7 separate regions of the Mus musculus genome follow, and regions 2, 3, 4, 5, 6 and 7 are each linked to region 1. Evidence: chromatin loops called from intact Hi-C (ENCODE). Cell type or tissue: heart. All regions are shown on one strand.

Region 1 (4,000 bases):
ATGGACTCCTTTTTTTTTTCTCTTGCTTTCTTAAAATCCAGCTTATGTGGAAGGACATCCTAATATATATATATATATATATATATATATATATATATGTGTGTGTGTGTGTGTGTGTGTGTGTGTGTGTCTGTGTGTCTGTGTGTGTCTGTGTTTAGTTGCAAGAAGTGTAATACCAAGCAGCAAATGCAGTAGCCCTTTCTCTGTAACTACACTAACTAACCAGAGGTGAGGAACATAAGAAAACAGCTTTTTCCACAGCTACTGATGATGTAAGGGCCACGCCATGCCACGCCCCTTTCAGGAGTTCACAGCACTTATCACACACAGAGGATCAGATTTCTAACACTCTTGAGAGACATCCTATCCAAAACATAGCAACAATCAAAGAACCACACTTGATGTTTCCTGAGTCTTATATTGTGTCAAACTCAGTTTCTATTGGGCTGTGTTATTATCACAATTTCACAGACAAGAAAACAGAGACGAGCAAGGCCAAGCAGGGGTAAGAGAAGCACAGAACAGTAGCCCCAGCTTCTCTTCCTCCAGCCCAGCCCTTGGACATTTTTTTCTTGTTTTTGCTGTACTCTGTTGAGGAATTATTTTACATGTGAGATTAAAGAACATATATTTTTTTCAGCACTGATGCCAGCGCCTAATTTTTACATTTTCTCCCATGAATATGCACTGTATGTGTGTTCACATTCCTCTGTGTAAGTGAGTGTGCATGCTTATTTGGAAATCAGAAGACAACCTTTCAGAGAGAGGGCCTAGCTGTCCATCTTGTTTGAGACAGGCTTTACTTATTGTTTTTTTTTTTTAACTGCATATGCCAGGCCAATGGGCCTGTGGGCATCAGGAGCCTTTTCCGTCTCTACTTCCCATCTTACCACAGAACCCTGGGACAGGTATTTGTTCTTCTCTTTGGGCTTTTCTGGAAAATGTACAGATTCAAACTCAAGTCCTCACAATTGTATGGCAAGTGCTTTTCCACATGGAGCCATCTTACTGGCTGCCCATCTAATTTAAATTGAAAGTGAACTCTGTTCTGAGGTTAAATCCCCCTTGAGAAGTTGAACTCTACCTCCTTTGTATTTTAGTTTCTTGTTTCATTCTCTGATTCAAAATAATTATTCCTTTCATAATTTCAAGAAATGGGTTTTTATCACAGTCTTCCTCCCCTCAGCTCCTCCCAGACCCACACCTTCTTTCCTATCCATCCAATTTTCTGTCTTCTTTTTAATTGTATTTTTCTAAAACCCATCAGTTTCGATCTGTGCTATGTGCATATCCATATATTCCTGAGTAAAGAAAACTGACTTTCTCTCCTCCAGCAGCTATCCCTTGCAACAGCATCTCATTTCTCTAAAATAGTATACATGTACACTTGTTCTATCCCATTCTCAAAGAAGCACCATTTAAAAGATTTTAATAAAATTGCAGCTATCCTAGAAACTCAGTACCCCCCCCCCCCCAAGATTAACAACTGGCGTATTAACTAGCTGATGAATTGGGTAATTTGAGTCAAAAGCTTTGTATACAGGTCTTGGGGATTTCAAGCTGAAAAGGGCCATAAGCAAATGGTGGCTGAACACAACCAGCTAGGGTTAGTGATTACCGAGTCAATAAGAAATAATAACGTGTGTCCAACCCAAGCTCTGGCTGATAAAAATCCAACAAAGCCCTTAGTGTGGGGCTTCAGAGAATGTCTCCAAGATGACAGCTTTCTGAAGTCTTTGCTCTAATCAATGGTTTGTTTCCAGAGCCAGAGGTGAGGACATTGGGGCTGGATGAAGACACCCACTTTGCTTCAACTAAAACTCAGCAAGACTCTTCATAGAGAGACTGGTACTCAGTGGGTCAGGCGCTAGCACCAGCAACTGGAGCAGAAACCCAGTGCTGATGTCAGACACTCCTGCCTTACAGGCAGAGGGTCCCAGGTTCAGTTTTCAAACCTGCTTATCACTTCCTGGCTGTGTGGAGAAACTTCCTTGGGTTTGTGAGCAAAGTAGTTACTTTAGAGCATCAGCGGGAGAGAAGATCGTAGAAACACAAACCTGTGCAACTGATTTCCAAACAAATGCATCCACTTTGCAAAGAGTTTGGGCTCTGACATTTGATCTGGACTTTACCCTTCCCCTGCCACTGTATTGTCATAAGACCTCGAAAAAGTCAGATAACATGTCTCAAGTGGAAAGGAGACCTACACTGCCACCTCCAGTTCTCTGTGGGGAAAAGAGAGATGGGTGGGGTGGGTGATAGTGAATATTTAACATCCGGCTCAGTGTATACCCCTTTGTAAGCCTGGAATATATTTTAGTGCCTGGATTTTTGTATTTGTTTTTGGCACCCTTAGAGTACCTGAGCATATCTCTTTAAACAGATCTGACTTGTTTCCTGAAAAGTGAATATTTTACGGCAACAGGAAACAGCTCTTCACCGAGCTGTACCCCAGCTTTATCTGTGGCACCTCTTCAGGCCACTTATACCACACCCATCTCATGATCCCATCACACTCAGGAAGAATCAAACCAAGGTCCAGACTCCAGCCAGGCTTTTCCGTCTCTTTGCTTGGGATCCTGCTAGCAAGCTTCATTCATTTTCATGAGGCACAGGAAATAGCATTGAACAATAGACAGGCAGACATACAGCTCTGTGTTCACCGCTGCTGGGTTTTGTAAGGAAGGACAGGAAGGAGGGAGCCTGCACACTTCACTTTAGCCCACTTTCTCCACAAAGAGGGTTCCTGGCTGGAAGGTTTGAGCTCACTGCAGAGATGAGCCCTTTCGGTGGTGATGGGGCGGGGTGGGGGGGTGGTGGTGGGGGGGAGGCAGTGGAAGTAGCTATGAACCATCCCTAATGCTTGCTTAGATTCTGACCTCTTCCGTCAACACCATCCAACTAATTCACCTGCGTGCCACCATGAAGCCAGTGATGCTTACAAATGGAAACCACAGCTTCTTCTGTGAGCACTTTGGAAAGAGAGAGCAGAAAATCGGGCTGCCTTTCGGGAATCGTGAGGCCTTACACAGGATCCTAGACCTCCATCGGGAGCTATTAAATGGGATTGAGGTTAGAGGTGGGGCAGGCATTAGGGGAGGATCCTGAATTTACCTCTCTCCTCACAATATTTTCTCAGCATCGATTGCCTTTTCTCCAGGTTGTGGGGAAGTAGGTGGGGCTCAAAACATATTTTTTTTCCTACTCCTGAAATGTAGAACTTGTATATGTATTTTAAAGGACTACTGAGCAGTTCTAGATGGACCAATCCAATTTTCTAATTCAACTTTATAGGATGAATGATGGAAGATTACTTTGACTAGCTCTTTGTAGTTCTATGAAGAAAACCTTAGCACACTGGGTCAGTTCTTGGGTCCGCTAGTAGTTTAGTTACCTGTTCTGTGGTGCATTTTCTTAATCCAGTACATCCAGGAGTGTGCTAGCCTTTCTTTCTCTCTGTGTTTCTTAGCTTGGAAACAATCTTCCTCCCTTTTGGCACTCAAAATGGTTTCATTTACATCCAGTTTTATTTACTCAGACAATATTGAACTTGACTATATTTTGTACCACATCTTCTGTTTGGAGCTGGGAATGAATACACAAGGAAGTCAATCAAAGGCAGTTCTAGCCTTGCCCTCACCACATGCAGTCAAATGTGGGCTACAACAGTTAAGCAGGCTTGTGACACGAGGAAAAGACTATGTGACACAGAGCTCAAGAGCCTTTTGGGAGCCCTCAGGGTGAGTATTCATTTAGACCAGACTCAGGGAAGAAGAGCAAGCTGGGGCAGGTGCTTAAAGAGAGGGAGGGAGTGTACTTGGGATGTGCAAAGGCTTGGGTAGGAAACGGCATGGTATGGGCTTTATCCAACATAAACGCAAATGTCCATCGGAATGCCAGATGACAGGATTCGATTCGTGTTTCAGAAATGTGAATTCTGTCTCCTGTCCCCTCGTGTGTGTGTGTGTGTGTGTGTGTGTGTGTGTGTGTCTGTTACTAG
Region 2 (4,000 bases), 57 kb before region 1:
TGATGGGGTGGCAGCCTTAGGCCTTGTTTATGAGTGTGGACATTTCAGAACAGACTACTCCATCATGCGGGGGATCAGCATTCAGAGATGACAGACTGCTATTTCCCTCCGTTTGGCCAGATGGATCAGTTAGAGAAGGACTTCTGAATATAACACAGATAACCAGAGATCCAATGAGCTCAGCTGTGGGAGCCATTTAATGTTCTTTGTGACAGCGTTGCTACTATTCCCTAGAAGACCAGGGCTCTGACTTGGGCTGAATGTGTTTTTTTGTGCTACCGCTCTTAGAGAGCTTCGTAGAATTACATGCTCTGAAGTACAGAAGTGTAGCAGGAAATGTCCTCACAGACGATGGGAGAGTTCTTTACTAGGACACCAAAATCTGCCCATCTTTCTGTGTTTGCCTCAGCAATCCATGGATATGAAGGTAATGTCTTCAGACAACTACATTCGGCTCATTCTAACGTTGGAAGTTAAGGAGCCATTCTTGGAATGGGCAGGCCTTTTGTGTCCTCCCTTCATCAAACTCTGAGAAGAATTCTCTGTCTAATGAGATAAGTTCTTGTCAGGAAGTTGTAGACAAAGAGAAATATTTTTAAAATGCTGCATTTAAGATTTTACGTAGCACCTAACCAAATTCGAAGAGCTCCCATAACGTCAGTTATTCTCCTGCCTTATTACCAACATCTCTGGTATTCCATGAAATTACCTTTTCATGAAATATGGTAAGGTTCTCAACAAATATTGCTTCACTTAGACTTTGAGTAATTTGTGTGCCTCCAGCTGACTGTGTAGCTCAGGGAGAGACTTCTTCCTCTGTGGTTCTCACGTGTTCAGTAAAATGTAGATAACCCTTCCGCTGTATTCAGGTTCTCAGTGGCAAGCCTCTGAGTGTGTGGCTCTTGACAAGTCACAGTTACTGTCTCCAAAATGAGAGTACAAGGAAAAGCCCCAGCAACTGGTGAGCATCAAAAGAAAAAGAGTGTAGTTCACATCTCACTCTCACTCTCACATAGATACTGAGGAGGGGAGAGTAGAAACAAGCTGGTATAGAGTGTGCTGGTATTGTCAGCGGTGTTCATAAAGAATCAAGGGCCTCTGTGGAGCTCGTGCTCTGTATACCCATCACTCAAAGAATTCTGCTGGGACACAAGTTCAAGTGGTAAAATGTCCCAAAACGGGCCCTTTGCATTTTCTGTAGTATAATCAGGAGTGGGACCTCTAAGCAACAGAGTGAACATCCAACACTCATCATTCATCTAGAGTATGCTAAGCTCAGTTTCCTTGTCTGTAAAATGGGAATGAAACCATGGTAGTGCTTCAGTGAACCATAGCAGAATTCTGTGCTTAATAATATCCTAAGAGATAGCTTTCTTTAAAAGTATGGTAATTCAGCAAGGTTCCATTTGATTTCATGAAGCAATTACCAAAATATTGTTTTAATAAGTAATCATTTATTATACAGATAAAACAGAGATTAGTCGTTATATTTGCCCCAGAAAGTTTTACAATTAGCAAAAGTTTTCAATGGATTCAGTAGAAACATATTGTTAAGAATATGCAGTAATATGCAACAATGCAGAAAGAATTGCACATTGACGCAGTTTGTGTAGTTCAATAAATACTGTATTGGTTTCAGGATGGAAAGAGGATGTTGCCGAAATAATTGTGATGTGATAGCTTAAAAAAAATAACAGCAACAATAGGCCAGTGTGCAGGCCAGCAGGAAGCTACAACAATACCCCCACCTTTTTCCTGTACCTTGCCTGAGTTCCTTCAGGCGACACAGATAACCGATGGGCGATAACGTCCAGGACTGGCTTTGGTGCCCATGGAAAATAGAAGAATTAGTGTCAAACTGTTATCTGATCAGAAAGTGGACACAGCAAACGCCCTTTCCATGCTGTGTTTAAGGAAAGTCCCTTGTGGGCACAAAGTCCTCTTTCCTCCTGAACTGTTCCTCCAACTGCTCAGAGACTTATTCTTTGGGGCATTCAGTGTGAGGTCAGTTCTTGCCTGGTGTGCGGTGCATTATGGGAGCAGTCAGTGCACACAATGTGTTACTATCTGCAAAGAGCAATTTGAGAGCCACCAAAGAACTTTGCACTTTCATTATATATGCTCATGTATAATCCTGCAAAGCTCAAAAGTGGCTGAGTTCTGCAACCTCCCATAGAGCCTCAGTTTCCTCAGTTGTGCATGGACCATATTGATGTTATGCATATCTGATTGGCTATTATGGGGCTTGTATGAGAATATGCTGCTCAAATGTTTAGCCAGTCACATATTGGGTACTGTTTGCTGTGTGTCAGTACTCAATAGCCACTTTTAATAGTAGCAGGCCTGACAGTGGTAAATGAAGGCTGCATCAATCATCAATATATTTACTGAATAGTCAACATTCTGAACATCATGTTAGGCTGGGCAGAATGGAGAGAGATGGTACTCAAGCAACATGCTCAAGGAGTATGAGAAGTAACAGAAAGAGGCACATATCAGTATAGACTGAGATGTGTGTATGTTTGTGTGTGTGTGTAAGTGCATGTGTGTATATATATGTGTGTGTTTGTATATGTGTGTGTATATGTGTGTGTACATGTATGTGTATGTGTATATGTATGTGTGTGTGCATGTGTGTGTGTCTGTGTGTGTGCCTCTGTGTGTGTGTGTGTGTATGTGTGTGTGTGTGTGTGTGTTTTACTTGTTTAGATAGTGAAGTCAGAAAACGCCTTGCCTGTGAGGGGACATTAGACCATAGACATCACAAAAGGAGTGTGGCCAACATTTTTATGTCCTGTCAGAGGGAAGAGCCATGTCAAAGTTTTACAGGCAGTGGAAATGTCTTTGTTTGTCATGGTGAACTGCAAGAACCTCTGTGTCCCTGGGACAGGGGGAACTATGTCACCTTGCTCTAGATACCTTTGGGAAGACATATTGTAGGCTGGCAAAAGTAGATTCAAAAATATCAGTCTGGAGACAGGATGGGAACAGTAATGATGGATCTGGCCGAGTTCACTGAGTAAAAGTGTAAAAAGACCCATTGCTGAGCAATCCCTAAGTACCTTCTGATCTACAGGGATAGAGGACAAAACAAGGAAGCACTTATGACTTCCAACATCCCAGGTTCTATACCATATGTTCCCTTGGTACATGTCTGTAAGCCGTGCCAATTACAATGTTAGTGTTCTATGAGGTAAAAAAGAAAAGGTACCATGACAGGCTGACACAGTAAACAAAAGTTTGAGAGATAGAAAGAGAGATACAGAGAAACAGAGACAGAGAGACTTTCTTTTTAAAATGTCTGAAAATTTTGAATATGCAAAGATAAAATCAGCGGTTCATTTTGAGGCATCTTTATAAGGACATCAACCAACTCAAGTGTAGGGTTTAATGTCCCTAAACATTTGGTCATTTCTGGAATTGTGCTACATAAAACAGTGCTACAGGGAATATTGTGTGTAGTGGGGTGACCATGGCTGAGCTACTCATCCTGTCTGACTTCAGTTTCTTCATATGTAAAGAAAAGAAACCAGTAGTGTTTACCATGGAGGACCAAGGAGGAAGTGGATTAAGGCAGTGATCAGAACACTGGATAAATGTGAGCATTTCTCCAAAGCAACTATTTCTGAGTAGTTACCAAGCTACACACCTGGGGAAGTTGTTAGACTCTAAGAGGAGTCAGTTATGTCAGTCCAACACAGGAAGAGGTTCTCCAAAGATGATGTCTTTTAGATTGAGCACCACAACCCAGAATCCTAGCATCATGGTACACCAAAGCTCAGAGAGGCAAGGGATTTTAAAGTTTGAAAGGTCAAATACTGAAGGAGACACATTCCTTGGTTACTCTTGGTTACTAGATTGGACTATTGGTTATATATGTCCTTCTCCTTTTGTTTGTTTGTTGAATAAAGTTATAGTGGTCCTTGTACAAGGTTGTGTTTCTGACTAAGTCTGTTGCAATGAATCTTGTCATTAGATATGCATACATGATGTCTTCCTT
Region 3 (4,000 bases), 120 kb before region 1:
TGTACATTGTGCATATATGTGTGTGTATGTAGATATATTTTATTTTATTTTTAATTATGCATGTATAAATACATCTGTATGGGGGTATGCCCTTGGATGTCAGAAGAGTGTGTTGCATTATCCCTGGAGCTGGAGTTATAGATGGTTGTGAGCTGCCCAAAATAGGTGTTGAGAATCAAAACTCAGGTCTTTTGCAAGAATGCTACATGCTCTTAACTGCTTAGCCACCTCTCCAGTCCTACATATGTTTAATCACAGAATTTTCCTCTAGCAAAGGAGAGTATGAGTGAGGGCACTTGTTGTGGTCTCTGGTGGTTATTAGCCCGAGCTATTTGCTGCATTTGTCAGAGTTTGCACGATTTCACAAGAAAGAACCAACGAGAGCTGGAGAGATGGCTCAGTGGTTAAGAGCACTGACTGCTCTTCAGAAGGTCCTGAGTTCAAATCCTAGCAACCACATGGTGACTCACAACTATTGGTAATGAGACATGATGCTCTCTTCTGGTGTGTCTGAAGACATCTACAGTGTATTTAGATAGAATATTAAATAAATCTTTAAAAAAAAGAGAACCAATAAAATAGTAGAAGACAGATGACTAGAGCAGTATCCAGTAAATACAGGTGATCTGTAAACACTTACTATTTGGAAAAAAAAAAAAAGCACAGTGAGTTCTACTTTTGAAACTCAATGTAATTATTTCTCCATTTTAGAGGCTTATGAAGCAGTGAGTGTAGATTCCTGGGGGTGGGGCTGTTGCCAAGGAAAGATGGTGCCCCTGTTAGTACCTCTGCTTTTGAGACAGTAAATGGGTTTAGGAGCTCTTGAGTGATGAAGTGTATCTTAGTGGCCTTTGGGTTTCTCTTCAACTCCAAATCTTATTCAATGAACACTTGTACAGTAGAAAACCCAGCAAGGGGCATACAAGTGAAAGTTCCAAATGAAAAAAATATACAGAGGAGCAATTAACATGAAAGGCACTTAATCTCACCGCATTCAGAGAAAGGTCAATTACTATAGATGCCAAACTGGGAAACTGTTGAGAATATATGTCATAAATTATTTTGGATCTCTGTTAGAGGAACTCAAAGAGAGGGTCTCACATGTACTATACAGCACCCAACAAATATGTGTCTCCAGTTCCCACATATATTGTTTTAAGAAATTGAATATTGCCTTTTAAAACATTCTATTCTTTGATTACTTTTTATTTAAAATTTATTTGTTTGTTTGGTGTGTGTGTGTGTGTGTGTGTGTGTGTGTGTGTGTGTGTTTACGTATCATGGTTCCCTTGTAGCAAGCAAGGGACAACCTGAAGGAGTTGGTTTTCTTCTTCCACCATAAGGGTTCAGGGATGAACTTAGTGCTCAGAGTTGGTGGTGAGTCCTTCTACTCAGCAAGATCTTTTGCCAGCCTCTCTTGATATAATGATAATATAATAATTGCTATCAGTGATCATAGCCACTTTCCTTCTCTTTCAGGACAATAGTGGGTCTTCATATTATTGAATATAATAAAAGGTAAGAAGGAAAGAGAGAAAGGAAGAAAGAAAGAGAGAGAGGGGGGAGAGAGAGAGAGAGAGAGAGAAGGAAAGAGGAAATCCCATGTTGACTTCATGTTCGTGATCACCACAGCCGAGGGCTCTTCATATTTTCATAAGCAATGCTGTGCCAATTGTCTCCTTATGTGCTAGGTGTGTACTACATGCTTTTTGTTCAGATTTGTGAAACTCACAAGAATGTTCACCAGTATTCCACTTGTCTTGTAACTTAGTTGGCTGTGTTTTATAAACCCAGAAGCTAGGAATAGAAAGCCCTGGAGGATATAATCCAGAGAGGAAAAAAACAAACCAAGGTTGTGGAGGCTAAAATCAAAATGAATGGGAGCGTCTTGAGGATCAGAGACTGAAGTGTTCATAGAAGCTAGCAGCATCCACGTGGCCTCCCTGAACCAGGTATATCATGGGTATTAGTCTAAGTAATGGGAAACCCTTGAGCGTTTTAAACAAGGGTACCTGAGGTGAGATTCATGGTTTCTACTTGTGTGCATGCCGTCCCTGAATCAGCCACTAGAGGGAGACAGAAGGTGACAGGGCAATCACAAGTCAAGCCCTCCCCTCTACCATGACCTTCACAGTGGGAACAGCCTGCTTCAAGAAATGTCCCAAAGGGAAATTGACTTTCTCTGATTAAGGAAAAGTGGCAGTGACTTTATGAAATGATGCCTCGCTAATTGGATTCTTACAGATTTCTGATATTATTCCAGTAGCAGCAGAAGAATCTTTAAAAGAATATGTCCTGTGGATCAATTAATAGGTATCCAAGCAGACCTCATATATAATAGGGGATCTGAAGAACTTTCTGGTTGGCATATGGCCCAGGCATTGGAGATTTGGATATTTTATTATCATTTCCATGTTAACAGGAGACACTAGCCTCCAGCTAGTTCAGAAGAGATCACAATGGATCAAATGGTTACTATGGGACATCTTATAATTAATAATGCTAGACTTCAAACCTCCTCAGTCACTTGTTTGGTTGCAAAGCATCAATAAAAGATGACAACTGAAGAGATTCTAAAATGCTTAATGGTATAAAGCATGGTGTTTATAGTTAAGAGAACTACCATGTAAACACCAGTTTGGGGACATCCTGTTTACTACAATGCTCAGATGTGCACACCAGCACTGCTCTGGTGACTGTCTTGACTGAAAGTGACCTGCAGCACACTCTGTAAGGTTAAAGATGGTAGAATAACATGAGGGAGTTCTAGCTGCGGCTTAACCACATGCTGTGTGACTTAGGCAAATGACTTAACTTGTCTGAGCCATAAGAGTGCTCACTTCCTGACTAAAGGACTTAATACATGCAACTTTTGACATGGATCAGGCACATTCAAGCAGTGTCAGGTGGGAATCAGTCCTTGTGTAGTGAATGCCCCCTTTAGACTGATAGGATCCCTTTTCACATGTGTTCAAAGATCTGGTTTGATTTTGTTAATTTTAATGGTTTAAATCAAATGGGCAGCCACATTTCTGATATGGGTGTAGGTACATCACTTTCTGCTGAGTTTCATTGTGACCACATGAACCTAGAGAATCATATAAAACGCTTCTCCTTGAATTCTCTCTATAGCATCCAAAGCAGGAACCCTCTGGCCACCACCTCTGCTGCAGCAAACATTGCAACCTGGAACTGCAATAATGGTTTGGCTTTCTCACTATCTTAGGTTTCTTCTAAAGAGCCATTTATTTAGGTTCAAGTAGATAAAAGAGTTGTGGCAGTGCCTTTACTTGTGGGACTATCTCATACCTGCCTAAAATGTCTGATTTTAAAACTGGAAACATCATTGCAACAAAACTCATGTATAGCAAAATAAATTGGACGTATACCTTCAATTTGAATGTGGTAGGGATTGATACCAAGGAGTCTGTGTAGAGGCCTCAGTGGCTGGCAGACTAAGATGGAGTCAAAACCCGAGGCTCAAGAGAGCTTCATTCTCTCAAGAGGTAGCTGGGTAAGATCTGGGTCACTCACCATGCTGACTACTGAAGCTTGACATACTGTGAAATCCTAAGACAATATCATAGCCATTTACAATATTAATAAAAGGGGTATTGCAATGTTTAACTTGTCTTAGGATATATATGGCTATAATAAACATTCCAAAGGGAAAATGAATGCTGCTCACCACCTGAGGGAGGAGGTAACCTACTCTCCCAGGTAGAAAAGTGGATGATGACCCTCAAGTTTTGCTTTTAAGAGGAGAAATTTTAAAATGAATATTTTGCTAATGAAAATAATTAAGTGTAGTTGCTAATTAATGCAATTAAGCATTGCTACTCGTTTTTATGCCAATCACACAAAAATAATGCATGCATATAGGCTATGTATTTCTGACAGGTGAAAGGGTTTATATTTGGAATGTGTCAATTCATACTTCAGCCATTTGCTTGCATACTGAAATGCATTTTACCTTTTCATGTAGACACTGGGGAGTTCA
Region 4 (4,000 bases), 580 kb before region 1:
ACTAGCCACATGCATCTATTGACCTTTTCAATGTGGTGCTATGATGGATGAAGTTTATACCTTGAAGCCTTGTATTTTAGTAACTTGGCCCTCTATGTATGTGGCAATGCTGAAATGTGGTACCTTTCCAAGGAGAGGTCACTGCTAGCCCCTCCCTCCCTTTGACTTTTGTCTTTATGTTAGTTCTCCCTCTCATACGTGTGTGCTCATTCCTTCTGCTACAAGCCAATGCAACCAAGGAGACTATGTCAGAGATAGCATTATGGATGATTTGATTACATTTCAGCTTTCAAAACTAACTGAGGTCAACTGAGCTTTTTTTCTTAATGTTTTCGGACCTTGAGTATTTCATTATAGAAACAATGGGCTAAAACATAGTGTAAGCCGGAGATGCAAACAATTCCTTAAACATGTGGTACACATCAAGCTTTTAGGAGTCAGTACAAAAGAGAGAATGCAAATATATCACCAATTTTATTATATTCACATTTAAGTGATAAGATTTTTGCATGTTGGAAATAAAATATATTACTGAAATGGAGTTTAATTGCATTTTTAAATCTAAGGTATGATAAAAAAAAATTTAAAATTACCTTGCATGGCTTACACTATATTCGTATGAGACATGGCTTAGAGCCTCGGACATAGCAAATACTTAAATTGTTGTAGTAACATTACAAAAATCTGACAATAGATGCTTTTGTTTAAAGTAATCCATACTTTTGAAAGAATAATAACATTAGAAATCTTTAGGGATACCATTTTGTGAGATAGTCAGATACATATTTATCCAGAGTATTCTAGGTCAGCTAGTGTGGTATCTCTGCCTCCTTCTGCCAGGCTCTTCACCATGCAAAAGGAAAACCCTACATAGCCTGAGTCTGAAGCTGTTTTCACTTTCAACTGGATTGTGGACATGTTACCATCTTGGTGACTATTGCTAGAAAAAAGATCTTGCTGTGCATAGAGTATTCTGGTAGAAGTTTGGGGAGCCAGTTTTTCATATCCTCTTGGTTTCTAAACAGTGGAGTACATGCCCAGGACTCCAGTGAGAAATAAACTTGTTGGACTGTTTTACTAAGTGATGTTTGGGCAACCTCCCAAATATGCAACTTTTTTTTTATTAGATATTTTCTTTATATACATTTCAAATTTCAAATGCTATCCTGAAAGTTCCCTACACCCTCCTCCCCCACTCCCCTACCCACCCACTTCCGATTCTTGGCCCTGGCATTCCCCTTTACTGGGGCATATAAAGTTTGCAAGACCAATGATGGCCTACTAGGCCATCTTCTACTAAAGATGCAGCTAGAGACATGAGCTCTGGGGTTACTTGTTAGTTCATATTGTTGTTCCACTTATAGGGCTGCAGACCCCTTCAGCTCCTTGGGTACTTTCTCTAGCTCCTCCATTGGGGGCCCTGTGTTCCATCTTATAGATGACTGTAAGCATCCACTTCTGTATTTGTTAGGCACTGGCATAGCCTCATACAAGATAAAGGATTGATTGGTTAGATCTGAAACTCTGATTCTTGAGAACTGTATGGTTTGTTGTGTATATGTGTGTGTGTGTGTGTGTGTGTGTGTAAGAGAGACAGAGAGACAGAGACAGAGAAATAGAGACAGAAACAGACAGACAGACAGATAGATTTGGAGAGACAGAGAGACTCTGAATCTATTTCTTTCCTGGTCCCATGAGTGATACCATAGTTGATGACCATACAGAGAAGCCCAGTGTGATAGAGAAGCTTGACTTGTGCATTCATGTAGTAGATTCTTCCCAGATGTGTCAACCACATGGAAGCTGTAAGGCTTAAACCCTCAATATGATCTGCTGCACCCAAGGAAGGAGGAAAGAGAAAGTAATAAGGGATGGAGTGAAGAACAATTGTTTATTACTATCATAATGCAGGGTGACCCAGTAAATGTTCAAATGTTCCCAATGTGTTAGGTAGGGCTCATCTGTAGAGTGACATTACTGAGAGGTGTGGTGGGCCTTAAGGAGCTGGAAACTTATGGAAAATTTTTAGGTTATTGGGGGGTTAGCATCAAAAGGAATGGTGGGACTCAGGCCTGTCCTCCTCTTTGTTTCTGGTTTATCATGTAAGTGGTTTAATTACACCTTGTTCTTTTCCCTTGATGCACTATTATCCTTGCTTGAGGCCCAAAACAAAGGTGCCACCTTCAGAGTCATGAGCCAACATAAAACCCTTTGTCTTTATGATGTAAATTATTTTACTAATTTTGTTATAGCAACGTGAAGCTACTGAAGCATTCAGCATTGAATATCATGTGGTTCTGTTGGGTGCTACCTTCTTCCGACAGATCCCGAGAGAACATTGTTTCCTTCCTTTCCCACGAGGTTGCTCTCGGATGGGGCAGTGAACAATGAGTTTTATCGTTCACGTTAACATTTATTAGTAAACAGGACAGATAATGTCATATGTCTGCTCTCTTGAATGGGGTGAAGCCTTAGTTCTCTGCTCCTTGGCGTTCTCAAATGGCAAAGATTGCTGCAGGCATATGTGGTGAGTGATAGGATTAGCTAGTACACTAGCTGGGTCATGTAAGAGAATTCTCAGTTAACTGATGTGACAGATTCAAAACAACATCTAAGTTAGGTTTTTCCACTAAAGGAGATCATTGGGTATCTCAAAGACCTCAACTAAACTATCCTAAGGGCTAGGGATAGAGTGAAACTGACACATGCGCACATGCAGATTTGTAGATATAGATACAGATATATGTAGATTCAATATAGTATGTATACATACATATTTTACATACATATATAGATGTATGTCAAAATAAACTACAGATTAAAATTGTAAAAATCTTAAAATTGGACCACTGCACAACTCAAATTCATTTTCCAAAAGCCTTAAAAAAATCAGCTGATCTAGAACCATTGTAAAAATAGACTTATGAGTTTCTTGATTCAAACTCTGAACTTTTTGTCAAAATAGAGCAACTTGACTATGAACGACTGCAAGAAATGTATATTCCAGGTTTCCCTCCATTTCCATTTTTTATTGTCATAAGTTTGGGGGAGTAGGCTAAGCTATTATGAATCATGTTTGGGGGGTGGTGGTAGAGAGATGGCTCAGCAGTTAAGAGCATTTGCAGTCCTTGCAGAGGACCTGGGTTCCATTCCTAGCACCCACACATTGGATTATGACCATCTATAACTCCAGTTCCACGGAGCAAGCAGGCAGACCCATGATGCTCATACGCAAGTAAAGCATTTGTACATATAAGCTAAAGAGATCTAAAATTTGTTTTAAAATTGCATTTGAAAACAAAATAAAACAAAACCCACCTGAGCTAACAAGGTTAGGGGGATGAGAAATGTATTGTTTCTTTTCCGGGGAAATTAGCTTTGCTGTTCATGTAGCTGCTAAGCTTCAGCTTCTACCTCTCTGCCCGAGGACGTGCGAGAGTGCCAACAGCTGTTTGTCTCTGCAGCTTAGCTCTGCGTGTGATTCCTGGGGTTAGCGTGGATCTATTCCTTTTATGAAATGAGTAATTAGTCCATCTAGTTTATTCTCAGAAAGGTGGAGAGGCTGAAGAACTACCCTCAATGTTTCTTTCACATGGCTGCCGTAGAAGAGAAATAAAGACTATGAGATATAAAGTGCAGAGTCTGAATGGCCATTACTTCCCATTATTATGATTAGCAATGGCTTCATAAACTCTGAGTATCCTGGTTGTGTGCGTGCATTTTATTAACATGTATGTGTAGACCCTCCCACTTTAAGGTCAATCAATAACCATGCATCGAGCATCCACTAGCAGCTGGGTCCTTGGTTAAGGGACAAACTGGTTTCTCTCCTCAATGCTGTAGACACACCTGGAGAGGAAAATATATATGCAGACAGCTTTTGTGAGCGAAACAGCAATTGCTTAAGCTGCTATTTGGCTTGAAATTAGAGAAGATTCATCGCAGAGGCCAGAGTGGGTGAAGAGATCTCAAGTAGTTCATTTTTATTTTAAATACTTTT
Region 5 (4,000 bases), 210 kb after region 1:
GCTGTAGACAGGGCACTCATTGTTATTTAATGGTCCCCAGGCAGATACTAAGTGAGTGTTCGGCTTGCTTCTCCACTATGTTCCCACCCCTGAGTTTATACTCATTTTGCTGGAGAGTTGAAATTGTCGCTTGGTGCTCTGTGTGGAGAGTGAACTGGAGTGATTAATAATTCAGAGCCCTCACATGCTGTGTGATATGAATTGTGTTGATAATTACATGATTATGAATCTGGTTTGAAATATTATTAATGCTGGAACTATCAATACGTAGAAGCTTTACCCTTCAGTGGGGTTTGCTCTGCAGCTGGCTTGAGCCTCCAGTAACCATTGGATGACCCTGTTTGGTGGCCTCATCTGCATTCCCTTTGAGTACATTTAATTAAAATTTCAAGTTGAAAAGAATTGCAGCTTCCTTGTAATCCTGAATGGAATGTTATTAAGCCTGTGTGTTCTCGTCCTAAGTGACCACCTACCAACAGGGTGTCTGGCCTTACTGATCCAGAGGTGATGAGAGAGCTGGCCTTCTCTGTCTGTCTTGCTCTCCTATAAGTTTCAGGCTTATGGACTAGAGACTAAACTGATGCTCAGAGTCAAACTGAGGACTGTGCCGGAAGTTTTATTTGTGTCACGAACATTTTTTAATCATAACATTTTGTTTTTATTAACGTAAGAAACTGAAGCAAGTTGATGATATACATCTGTGATGTGCTGTGATAACCTGACGTATGTATACTGTGTGCAATGGCCAAGCCATAGAACACATTCACTTCCTTTCCTTGAACACTGATCATGCTCTGTGTGTGTGCTCTTCAAACTCATCTGCTTTAACTCAGTCCGACAACACTGAACCTGAGGAGAGGCACATCACTGTAGGCCCAAGGTGAGCTTTAAATCTAGGTCTGACTCAAAAACCCAGGCTCTTTCCTGGCCTGCTGCAGGCATAATCTACATATAAAATGTGCTGCTTATTAGCAATGGTTTAGAAATTCTCCAAAATCTAGAACTCTGTGACACTAGCCAATAGATCCAAGAATAAACTAACAAAATATTATAAGAAGAAATGTTTCCTAAGGTATTTTTAAAAACATGTTTTACTCCAAATATATTGATTGTGCTCTATTGACTGCCTAAGACCTTTTGAAGGCATCTCAGGGCCATCTTCAGATCTGTGAGTTACAGTCAAGGACTGTTCTGAGGATATTGGATGATGATGGCCACCCTAATTTCATCACAAAGTTCCTTTTCTTCCCCCATCCTCCCAGCTGCTTGAGCTTGTGAGTTCATCCATAGTGGGAACAAGAGTCTACTGACTGGCTTTCAACTTCCTAACTCCTAGGAAGTAGCTCCCATCTAAGTCAGGTCAAAATGACACAGGGAGATCAGTTTGTCCTGGAGAAGAATGACAGTTCCTCAAATCAGAGAGGACCTGAGAAAGCCGACTGCACAGCCCCAGGATCCAGGGCTACTGGAAGTTAGTACCATATCTGAAGAAGACACCCACAGCTCTGGGTTTGAAGAAGCCTCGTGACTATTGCTCTGTATACTGTGTCATGGAGACAAATAAATAGACATCGCTCATTAGAGAGACAGGAAGATCAACATTTGTCCAATGTTCACCTCCCCAAATTACATCTGATTTTAAGAATCTCACAATGAACCCACCTCAGAGTAGGAGACTCCAAGACTACCAATAAAGTTCAAAATATGCTACTATTAATAGAGGTGGAACTTAAGAGTGGGGGCTAAATGCCTGGACCTTTGTCAGCTGATTGATCATTCCTTTGTAAGCAACTGGTTTTACTTTCGCTGTTGTAACATCAATCTACAGTCCACTGGCTAAAGGCCAAGCTGGCCTTCACCTTGGCACGGGACCATATTCTGTGACTCAGTGCTTCTTGTCCATTTATTAGTGCTGCAGACTTCCTATAATTCAGTCTAAAAATGGCATCCTGTGGAAAACACTGCATTTGTGATTGAGCCCCAGTAAAGAGGCACTCGAGTGTATGTATGTCCCTAGAGAGAACACGGTGAAGCCCTAAACCCATCATCTGTTATGTGCCTTCAAAACCTTAATTCCTATCACAATTTTAAAGTAAGAGAAAAAAAAATGGAAGGAAAGAGAAAGGTAAAGAAAAATGCCCATTCCTGCCCCACCCCTCCACTAAGGAAAAAAAAAAAAAAACAAAAAAACTCTCAGTCTAAAAAAAAAATCTATTTTTAATGCTCAAGACGATGGTGGTGAGGGAGATTGAAACCACAGAAAAAGGCTTTTATTAGAGGCTTTAATTCCAAATGGAACTCAGTTGCATTCATCACAGGTCTTATTCTCCATTTGCTCATTAGTTTGAACGACAAAGTCTCCGTGAAAATCTACGGATATGGGTGCTTCCTCATCTGATACCTTGCCACGTCCTCTCCTGAGTGTTTTTAGACAAAACTCGTTTTGATTGTGGGCGCTCCTAAACCGCACCCCTGATTTGAAAGTGTCTGTTCCTCTGCTCAGCTCCGCCAGCCCTCAACTGTGGGTGACGATCCTCTAAACCTATGATTGATTTGGGACCCCGAAGAACTTGAAGGAGACAAATGGTGTTTGGGAAGCAGAGGAGGCTGCCAAGGACACAGGTGAAGAGTGACAAGGGATGTGTTTCATAATCACAATGAAGACCAGCAAGGGCGATATGATCTCACACTGTATGGGAAGATGTGACTGGTGCGTGCAGCTGGCTTACCAAAAGTCAGGAGCTGACGCAGAACTCCCGAGGAAAACATTGTTTGCCTTTCAGAGGAATTAAGGGAAAGGAAATATCACTCTCCAGCTTCATATCGACAGCAACGAGGGGCTGGGAAATTGCTGTTTCCTAAGCTGTTTCCGAAAGATACAGTTGTGAGCTGGGGGGTTACAGGGAGGTAACAGAAACCAGAATGGCCCAAAGCTGCCCTAAGAAGAAAGGGCTTGGCCACCTGCTTCTCAGTCAGCTTGAAAGAGATAACCACTTGCCGGCAGCAGAGGGGAGTGGAAAGAGAACGGGAACTTTAGGATAACCCATTTGTTCCATGGGTTGTTAGTGAGCACCTGCTGTTTGCTGAGCGCTTTTCTGCCTGTTGACCAAAGGAGCTGAACACACACTGATTCCATGACTGGTTAGTTAGTACTCTGGGGACAAAGTACTTAACACCTCTAAAAACAAAACAGAGAAACGGGGTGGGGGGGGGGGGCTGGGGCAGGGGCACAGATCCAGATCTATAGCCATTGTCATGAAGATAGCCTGAGAGAATGTATGGATGTAGATAGAATAAGATCATGTATGAATGGAGAATCACCTTCATCTCTCGGAGCCTGATTGCTTTGATCTTAAGAACAGACAGTAAGGCCGAGCTCCCAGAGCCCACCCATTGTTTAAGGGAAAGGCAAATCCAGCCCGCCCAACCATACATACACCAAAATAGTAGCTGGCAGTTTCGGAAGTCCTTCTGCTAGCACACACGAACAAAATTGAGTAAAGTCAAGCTTTAAGAGCATCTTGCTGGGGAGAAATGGGAACAGTCATTTAAAGGATACCTGGACCTTCAAAGCGAGGCTTTATCATGCAGATAACCCCAGAAGAAAACGAGATATGGGAATATTTCTTCTGTTTTTGGACGAATCAAAACTTTTTCAGCTATGACTTAACAGGTTCTTGTTAGGCCTTAGGCCACTTGGTTCTGCTTCTGGTCGCAAGGGGCACTGAGGAGGAGCTGGCACCTTGCGTGCCTTGGGAGGTTTCCTCTGCACCTGCAGGCAAATGTCACTGATGGCAACAAGTTCCAAAGGCACAGGAGAGTAACTTGCTACAAGCCGTTCCTAAAAGCTAAGGACAAGGCCAGAGACCACATCCTCACAAAAGTGAATGTCTGATTTGAAGAAAGAAAACCTTTACCACATTCCCCAGAGCAGTGGCGAGGGAAAGACGTAGAGTAAGAGGAGACATGACCACAGTGCCATGGCTGACACTCACTGGGC
Region 6 (4,000 bases), 570 kb before region 1:
TCATTTCAGATCCAGTCATCCTCCCTGAGATTGTGATCCATACCAACTTGCATGTGTAGATGTAGGGTGTTGATCCTATGTATGCAGGAAGACACCAGTCATTTTTTAAATTAATTTATTTTTTACACTCCATATTTTTTTTTGTTTTGTTTTTTGTTTTTATTTATTTATTTATTTTTTTCCATTTTTTATTAGGTATTTAGCTCATTTACATTTCCAATGCTATACCAAAAGTCCCCCTTACCCACCCACCCCCACTCCCCTACCCACCCACTCCCCCCCTTTGGCCCTGGCGTCCCCCTGTACCGGGGCACACAAAGTCTGCGTGTCCAATGGGCCTCTCTTTCCAGTGATGGCCGACTAGGCCATCTTTTGATACATATGCAGCTAGAGTCAAGAGCTCAGGGGTACTGGTTAGTTCATAATGTTGTTCCACCTATAGGGTTGAAGATCCCTTTAGCTCCTTGGGTACACTCCATATTTTATCCCTCTCTCATTCACCCTCCAACTGTTCCACATCCCACACCTCCTCCCCACACCCTGTCTCCATGTGTATGCTCCCACCCCCACCCCACCTTACCTTTAAACTCCCTGGGACCTCCAGATTATTATTATTTTTTTGGGAGGGGGTTTCGAGACAGGGTTTCTCTGTGTAGCCCTGGCTGTCCTGGAACTCACTCTGGAGACCAGGCTGGCCTCGAACTCAGAAATCCGCCTGCCTCTGCCTCCCAAGTGCTGGGATTAAAGGCATGTGCCACCACTGCCCGGCAAGGGGCCTCCAGATTCTTGAGGGTTAAGTGCATCATCTCTGAATGAATACAGACCTGGAAGGCCTCTACTGTATGTGTGTTGGGGGCCTCATATCAGCTGTTGTATGCTGCCTGTTTGGTGGTCCAGTGTTTGAGAGATCTTGGGGGACCAAATTAATTGAGACTGCTGGTCCTCCTACAGGATCACCCTTCTCCTCAACTTCTTTCAGCCTTCCCTAATTCAATAATGGGGTCAGCTGCTTCTGTTCATTGGTTGGGTGCAAATATCTACATCTGACTCTTTCAGCTGCTTGTTGGGTCTTTCAGAGGGCAGTCATAATGGGTTCCTTTTTGTGAGCGCTCCATAGCCTCAGTAATAGTGTCAGGCTTTGGGACTTCCCCTTGAGCTGGATCCCACTTTGGGCCTGTCGCTGGACCTTCTTTTCCTCAGGCTCCTCTCCATGTCCATCCCTGTAATTCTTTCAGACAGGAACAATTATGGGTCAGAGGTGTGACTGTGGGATGGCAAACCCATCCCTCACTTTATGTCCTGTCTTCCTGCTGAAAGTGACACCAGTCATTTTTATCTTGTGTATTTATTTTGTTTGAAGACAGTCTCTACAAAGGACCCCTTGGAACACTAATATCTTCTTACTCTAGATACTGACTTTATTATGCCATTTGATGGCTGGTAAATTGAGACATTAATAAATAAAACTATGCAAATAAGTTTTACAATTTAGTCATTGCCTGACTATAGACAAGCAACTTCATGCCCATGAGCTCTAGTTTTCCTATTTGCAAAATAGGAACAATAATGTCTGCTCTGTGCTGTTATGAGGGTAGAAATCTAATCTAAATTGTCCCTTAACTCAAAGGCCAGCCCCTAAGAATAAGACTCTTGTCTGTGTTTACCAAATATAGTGTCCTCCTGACTCTTTGGCCAGGACTCAATTTCATGTTTCCTGGTCAGTTGTGAGTGTAGAAGGGAAAAGAGAGGATGTGCGTGTATTAGGAGTGTATGTGGCTGAAATTTGACTCTGTTAAAGCATGCTGTCTCCTAACAGCTCTTCTTTTGGGGTTTGGAGAAACAAAAGACTTCTTCTCTTGGTTAGGAAACCAAGATCTAGAAGCATGAAGTCTCTGGGAGCCATTTCTTCTATTCCTAAAATTGACTCTAATGTGCTCTGTGACCTATGGAACACACTTTTACCTGTCTGAATCTCTGCTTCCTATGACATAAGATAGGTCTGGGGACATTGCTTAGTGTTTAACTTCCTGGTGTGAGCTTTACCTACCTGGTGTGAGGTCTTAGTCTTGAATTTGATCAAATTACAAAAATAAAATAAGGTAAAATGAGGTGGCTAGTCCAGGTGGCATTAGCGACTCTTCAATCTTTGCAGTTTTAAAATTCTATCCAGATTTGGGAGTATAAAAACCTCGAAGTGTGTTTCTTTTCTGTAAAATGAAGGGGTGTGTGGTAGCAACGAAGAGGTCGATGATGGGACTGTTATTTTAAATTGGCCACTTGGGGTCGCTAGCGACTCGAGACTGGCTGATAAGGACAGCAGAATGCCTCAGGGAATGGATTCTGGGGGCGGTTGATGAAATTTTCTTTCTTGTCTCTCCCTTTGGTTCTAGAATTTGGCAGAAAACTTGATCGCATCATTAGTGTTGAACAGCTCTTAAGCACGTGGCAGAGGACTGTATAGAGCCTAGGCTGTGGCAAGGTAGCCATGCCCATCCCCAAAGAGAAGAGAAGAGAAGAGAAGAGAAGAGAAGAGAAGAGAAGAGAAGAGAAGAGAAGGGAACAGAAAGAAAATAAAAGGAAAGGAAAGGAAAGGAAAGGAAAGGAAAGGAAAGGAAAGGAAAGGAAAGGAAAGGAAAGGAAAGGAAAAACAGAAAAGAATTAGACAAATATCGGAGATGCAGCTGGTCCTGCCTTTTGATTACTCGGTGTGCCTTGACTTGAAAAACCGGTTCTGCAAGGTTAAACTGGGTGGCATAAAACCTGACTCCGAGGTAGTGTAGTTTGTCCCATAGAATTCGGAATCATCAAAGGCAGAGAGCATTGAATTCCCACGGAAGCCCGCTGAGTAGGGGGTTTTCCTGATGAGCTCTGCTGATGAGGAAAATGTAGCGGAGAAAGACGCAAAAGTCCCAGTGGAATCCAGTGAGGGATCACCTAGCAAGAAATAAACAAAAGAGGGCCAAGCGTCTTTGCACTTGGAGCTGACAAGCTCCGCATAATGTAACCCTGTCCAGAAGAGCAGTACCCTGCTCAGAGCATGAGAATAGCTTTCTGCAGTGCTGTGTAAACAGTCTTTTTCACTAGCCTTCCTGGCTGCTAAACTGGGAGAAGCTTAAGTGGAGGAGGAGGAGGAGGAGGAAAAGGAGGAGGAGTCATCGTCAGAAGGATCTTAATAGAGACAGATTTGGAACTCCCACTGTCCCCTTTCAGGTCTTGAATTACTGTTAATTTTGTTACACCCATCTCTCTTCTCCTAATACTTTTAGAGAATGACAATAAAGAGTCTGCAAAACGAGGGAAATCCACTTTGCCAGGCTGGTCAAAGAGACCCTATCTAGGGGCTGCTTCAGATGGAGGTCTTCTGCAACAGAAGTGAAATATCTATGCCCCAGGTGCCCTTCAGGGGTCATCTGCAGTACCCCTTTGCAGTTTGCTGTTGGGGAGCAGCTTACAGAAAAGGAAAGTGTTTGTGCCATTGTTTGGGGGCTTTCCTTGTTTGCCCCCTCCAAACCTCCAAGTCCAGTCCCTGGTAAACTGTTGGGGACTCTGGAGACTTCAGCGTCTTTTCAGTTTCTTCCTAAACTGTACATTCACACCCATACTGTTTATGTGCACGATCCCCTCTGGTATGTGTCCAGCACAGTTACAGAAACGTACTACGTCTGGGTGCACTCAGGACTTTCAAGGGGTTAACCTCTTTTTTTATATTGCTATCTTCTGTGAAATGGAATAATGCTGGTATTTCCCTAAGGGTGTGATGGGTAGGTTGTAGCAATGTTGAAGTGTAAGGTGATCCAGACTTAGTGACACTATGATAGGTACTATTCCTTGAACTTTGCAGTCCATGATGGTAGCATGTATAACGACAGAACATTCAAAATATAGCTACTGGTGCACTGAGAACAGACTGCCCCGAAAACACTATGGGACATCTCCAGCAATTTTTACACAGATCCTAAGTTTATGTTGTAATTGGTTGCAAATATGTGCTTGAATAAAG
Region 7 (4,000 bases), 51 kb before region 1:
GCATATTTTCCAAATTTGACACATTTCATTATGCAATAGCAAAACAAACAAACAAAAATAAAAACAAAAAATAAAACAACATTCATTATCCTCACCATTGATCTCATTAGAAAATGAGCTCCCATATCTCCTGAACTCATCTAGAACGCACTCTCAACCTCCCTAATGTTGCGAGCCTTTAATACTTTTCCTCATGCTCTGCTGACCTACCAGCCACATGATTATTTTTGTTGCTACTTCATAATTGTAATTTTGCTTCTATTAAGAATCACAATGTAAATATCTTCATTTTTTGATGTTCTTAGGGGATCTCTATAAGAGTCATTCGACCCCCAAAGGGTTTGTGACTCACAGGTTGAGAAGCCACTGATCTAGAGACCCATGTGCTAAGTGTTTTAGGGCTCCTGTTCTTCCTCCTCTTTGCAAACATTTACCATATTTTGGCTTCTTGATAGTAGCCATCCTAATAAATGCGCTGGTATCTCTCAATGGCTTTGGTGGATTCTGGTGCCTAGTGATGCTAAGTAGTTTTTTGTGTATCTGTTGGTCATTTTTATGTCTTTTTGGAGGAATGTCTTTGCAGGTCCTTTGCCTCGTTTTATTTTTTATTTTTTTTTAACTGAGCCATTTGCTTTTTCCATTATTGACTCGTATATTTTCTTTACAGTTGTATATTAAGCACCCATCAGACACATAGTTTACAGATACCATTTTCTCCACCCATAGGCTGCCGCTTCATTTGGTTGCATTAGAAATTAAAATGAATAACTACAGAAATTATAATAACGCATATTCATAATGCTCATAGCACCTCATGCAAGGAAACATCTCCATTCCATTTGCAATATAATGAAAGAGTAATACTTTTAAAAGAAATCTTGATATTGGCGAGGAGAGGGCTTTCTTTGCTTGCTTACTACTGAAGAGCTGTGCTTCCTGCTCCCGTAACAGAGATGTGGGCAAAAGTGTTACTGAAAGATAGTGTAATCTTTCCTTTTACCATCTTCTAAATTCTGTCCAATGAACATAAACCAATGTAACTCAATATTTACATGAAAGCCAGGATATAGTAACCACTGTTTCTTAAAATATTTGGATCACTAATTTGATTTACATAATCCTGACTGACTTTCACTTTGTTATATTTAGCCCAAGGAAAGTAAAGATTTGGCCTGAAAGGAACCAGTAAAAGGATTTAAAACAAATGTTACTCTTACATCAAATTCATAGAAAAATGAGTTCATGAAATCCTAAAAAATAGTAATGTCAAATTAGAAAACACTAGAGCAAGCTAATTTTCTAGGTATTTTTTTTTCTGGGGTTATGTATATATCCCCTGCCACAGATCTTATCAATGAAATGTGTAATCAGAAGTGATGGTGAACATTCACAGAGCATTTTCTGTCCAGATATTTCTCGAGATACTTTATGAATGGATCTTTCTACATGTAGTCATTCTTAGCTTGGCCCATGTGTGTGAAAGTTCCCCATGCTAACAATGCATTTCACTGTGTGTGAGGGGAAGGAGCCATCCTGTTTATGCTCTCTTGGACATGCAGCGCAGATGCATCATTTCCTTCCACCCCAGTCATAGCTAGAGCACAGGATGCCATTGTGATTTTAGTTTAAATGCCTTGGTTATTGTAAGGATGGGAAGAGGAAACCAAAGCATAGCTAGGGTGTTTGGGGGGCTGGGTACACTACGTCTTTTGCATGTTTCTGATGATTTTACCTCCATAAGAGCCCATTTTAGCAGCTGAGAAATGAATCGTGCTTAAGATCACAAAGCTAGACTGCGTCATAATCATGATTGCTCTTCACCATTGATGATCTCAGAAATCAAGCTGCCTTGAAGGTTTGTTTTTTATACCCTAGCCACCATCACAACCCTGTCAGTAAAACATTGTCCAGGATTCTTTCTTTCTTTCTTTCTTTCTTTCTTTCTTTCTTTCTTTCTTTCTTTCTTTCTTTCTTTCTTTCTTTCTTTCTTTCTTTCTTTCTTTCTCTCTCTCTCTCTCTCTCTCTCTCTCTCTCTCTCTCTCTCTCTCTCTTTCTTTCTTTCTTTCTTTCTTTCTTTCTTTCACACTTTGTGGAGTTCTTGCCCACCTGTCTAGATTCCTTCTTGTTGGTTTCCCAGCCTTCCTAAGCCAGTGCTTTCAAGGACCATCTTCTCACTCTTAAACCAGCCTGACTTCGTGCCTGCTTTCTTTGAGTCTCCCTCTGAGACTACTCACCCAGAATGACATCTGTCTATCTTTGGGCTGTGATTTCTTGCCACTAAAGAGAAACCAGGTCTCTTGGTTTTAATGGCTATTGTTTTAGATATTTTTATTTTACTAGTTCTAGTGTTCTTTTCTTTCTGCTCTTTCTCCTTGTCAATCTGCCTTTGTGATGGAAGTGGTTCCTACCTATTTATCAGATCCATTGGCTTCTAATGACTTTCCTGCTCTGGTGGAGACTTTATACCATATCCTAAAGTTAAAAATTAGTTCTGACAACTCCAAAAGCAGGTTGTTACTCACTGTTCATCGGGACCTGTCTGCTCATTGATATGTGTGGATATCTTCTAGAGCACTCATTCTGAATGAGTTTTATTTTCACTTCATGTATTTTTCCCAACAATCTCTGACTCTTCAACATACACAAGCACAAGCTCACATGTCCCCTCTCACCACTTGAAAGTCTGTATGCCATTCCCCCTAAGTATCCATCTCTAGGTTTCTACTTTAGGCTTGTATTATTAGCTGCTGGAAACACATACTTTGGTGCACGGCAGATATCACTGACTTCCAACTCCCAAACTAGAACCATTCGGTGTTCCTCTGATAAAACATTGTAATCATGGCAACTTATACAAAGAAGGATAAAATCTGGGGATTATGGATTCAGGGGTTTAGAGTTCCTTATGATATGGACAGCATGGCAGCACACAGTAGACCTGAAGGCTGGAGGTGGAAACTGAGGGCCCTCCAACCACTAACAGAATGCAGAAAGAGCAAACTCAGAATGATACAAGGCTTTAAGCTGTCAAAATCCACCCCCAGTGACATGCTATCCCCAACAGAGTCCTAAGCTTCTGCAAACAGGGTCACCTTCTAGGAACTGTGCATTCAAATGCCAGAGACTATGTGGGGTGGGGTTGGGGTGGGAAGAATTTTTCATTCAAACCACTATATCCATCATCTTGTCCTCCCTCTAAATCCTATTTCTGTGAATGACTCCACCATCTACCCTTTACCTAATTCAGAATTTGGTGTGCGCACTTGATCCTGAGCCCTGCTAGCCCAGAGAAGACATTGTTAAAATCGTTTCACAGGCTGGACCTCCAGATGGCAATATGGAGTAGATGAGGTCTGGGATGATGATTTGGTTTTTTTTTTTTGGGGGGGGGATTTAGAATATTAAAATTTCTACATTGATATTCTGAAGGTCTTTATGCTAAGGAAAGGAGGGAATATTTTTTTTTTTTTTACAAACCATAAATCTTTTCTCTAATGTGCCAAGATATACTTATACTTAATCTCATAACTATTTCTGTGAGGTAGACAGAAATTTTCCTTTCTTTCTTTCTTTCTTTCTTTCTTTCTTTCTTTCTTTCTTTCTTTCTTTCTTTCTTTCTTTTTCATTTAAATTAAATTGCTTATTCAAGAACACTCAGCAAGTAGGTAGGGTAGGGAATGGAACATGGCGAGGCACATATTTAAAAGCCTCTGATTCTTCCATTATCCTTGGGAACCTCTGGGTCAGTCTATGCATGTGGAGGGAACATGGCCACTTGAGCATTTACAGTGAGACCCACAGAAAGCTAACACTATGTAGGAGCTTCAGAGGCCCATGCTTAGCAAGAAGTATCTCTATGCTTCCCCCATGGATAGCACCGAAATTACCCACTTATGGACCTACTTAGCTTGCTTCCTATGGATATGGCTCTAAAGGATAGATGGAGCCATAAAATGGATGATCTGGCTTTGTACAAAAATAATCATGTCGTGAGTTACCC

What was found. Hi-C counts contacts between places; a loop is a spot of excess contacts. Peaks named below come from ENCODE experiments on the same cell type or tissue, not always from the same donor. Only the 100,000 strongest peaks of a DNase experiment are listed, where the experiment ranks them.
Region 2: it touches region 1 in a loop (4-fold over the local background); 4 of 42 quality-filtered maps call a loop at or near these places.
Region 3: it touches region 1 in a loop (3-fold over the local background); 4 of 42 quality-filtered maps call a loop at or near these places.
Region 4: it touches region 1 in a loop (4-fold over the local background); 6 of 42 quality-filtered maps call a loop at or near these places.
Region 5: a loop joins it to region 1, with 3 times the contacts of the local background. A loop is called at or near these places in 4 of 42 quality-filtered maps.
Region 6: it touches region 1 in a loop (19-fold over the local background); 6 of 42 quality-filtered maps call a loop at or near these places.
Region 7: it touches region 1 in a loop (8-fold over the local background); 4 of 42 quality-filtered maps call a loop at or near these places.

What each region holds. Positions count from the first base shown.
Region 1 is chr5:44,705,760-44,709,759 of GRCm38, reverse strand. All of the region lies in intron 1 of Ldb2 (LIM domain binding 2), which reads left to right. Among named protein-coding and RNA genes, the nearest start is that of Ldb2, 92 kb to the left of the region's middle. In heart, a CTCF peak has its summit at 2,220; a DNase peak (open chromatin) is centred at 2,569; H3K27ac peaks cover 534 bases.
Region 2 is chr5:44,762,966-44,766,965 of GRCm38, reverse strand. All of the region lies in intron 1 of Ldb2 (LIM domain binding 2), which reads left to right. Among named protein-coding and RNA genes, the nearest start is that of Ldb2, 35 kb to the left of the region's middle. In heart, no CTCF peak of the experiment used is centred here; a DNase peak (open chromatin) is centred at 1,795.
Region 3 is chr5:44,829,566-44,833,565 of GRCm38, reverse strand. No RefSeq gene overlaps it. Among named protein-coding and RNA genes, the nearest start is that of Ldb2, 32 kb to the right of the region's middle. In heart, a CTCF peak has its summit at 2,065 (motif pointing right); no DNase peak of the experiment used is centred here.
Region 4 is chr5:45,285,030-45,289,029 of GRCm38, reverse strand. All of the region lies in intron 4 of D5Ertd615e (DNA segment, Chr 5, ERATO Doi 615, expressed), which reads left to right. Among named protein-coding and RNA genes, the nearest start is that of Gm46912, 120 kb to the right of the region's middle. In heart, no CTCF peak of the experiment used is centred here; no DNase peak of the experiment used is centred here.
Region 5 is chr5:44,493,163-44,497,162 of GRCm38, reverse strand. The region is part of intron 5 of Ldb2 (LIM domain binding 2); the gene reads left to right. Among named protein-coding and RNA genes, the nearest start is that of Gm40297, 64 kb to the right of the region's middle. In heart, no CTCF peak of the experiment used is centred here; DNase peaks (open chromatin) are centred at 1,862 and 2,912.
Region 6 is chr5:45,277,117-45,281,116 of GRCm38, reverse strand. All of the region lies in intron 4 of D5Ertd615e (DNA segment, Chr 5, ERATO Doi 615, expressed), which reads left to right. Among named protein-coding and RNA genes, the nearest start is that of Gm46912, 120 kb to the right of the region's middle. In heart, a CTCF peak has its summit at 2,280 (motif pointing right); a DNase peak (open chromatin) is centred at 2,306; H3K4me3 peaks cover 951 bases; H3K27ac peaks cover 910 bases.
Region 7 is chr5:44,756,970-44,760,969 of GRCm38, reverse strand. All of the region lies in intron 1 of Ldb2 (LIM domain binding 2), which reads left to right. Among named protein-coding and RNA genes, the nearest start is that of Ldb2, 41 kb to the left of the region's middle. In heart, no CTCF peak of the experiment used is centred here; a DNase peak (open chromatin) is centred at 1,569.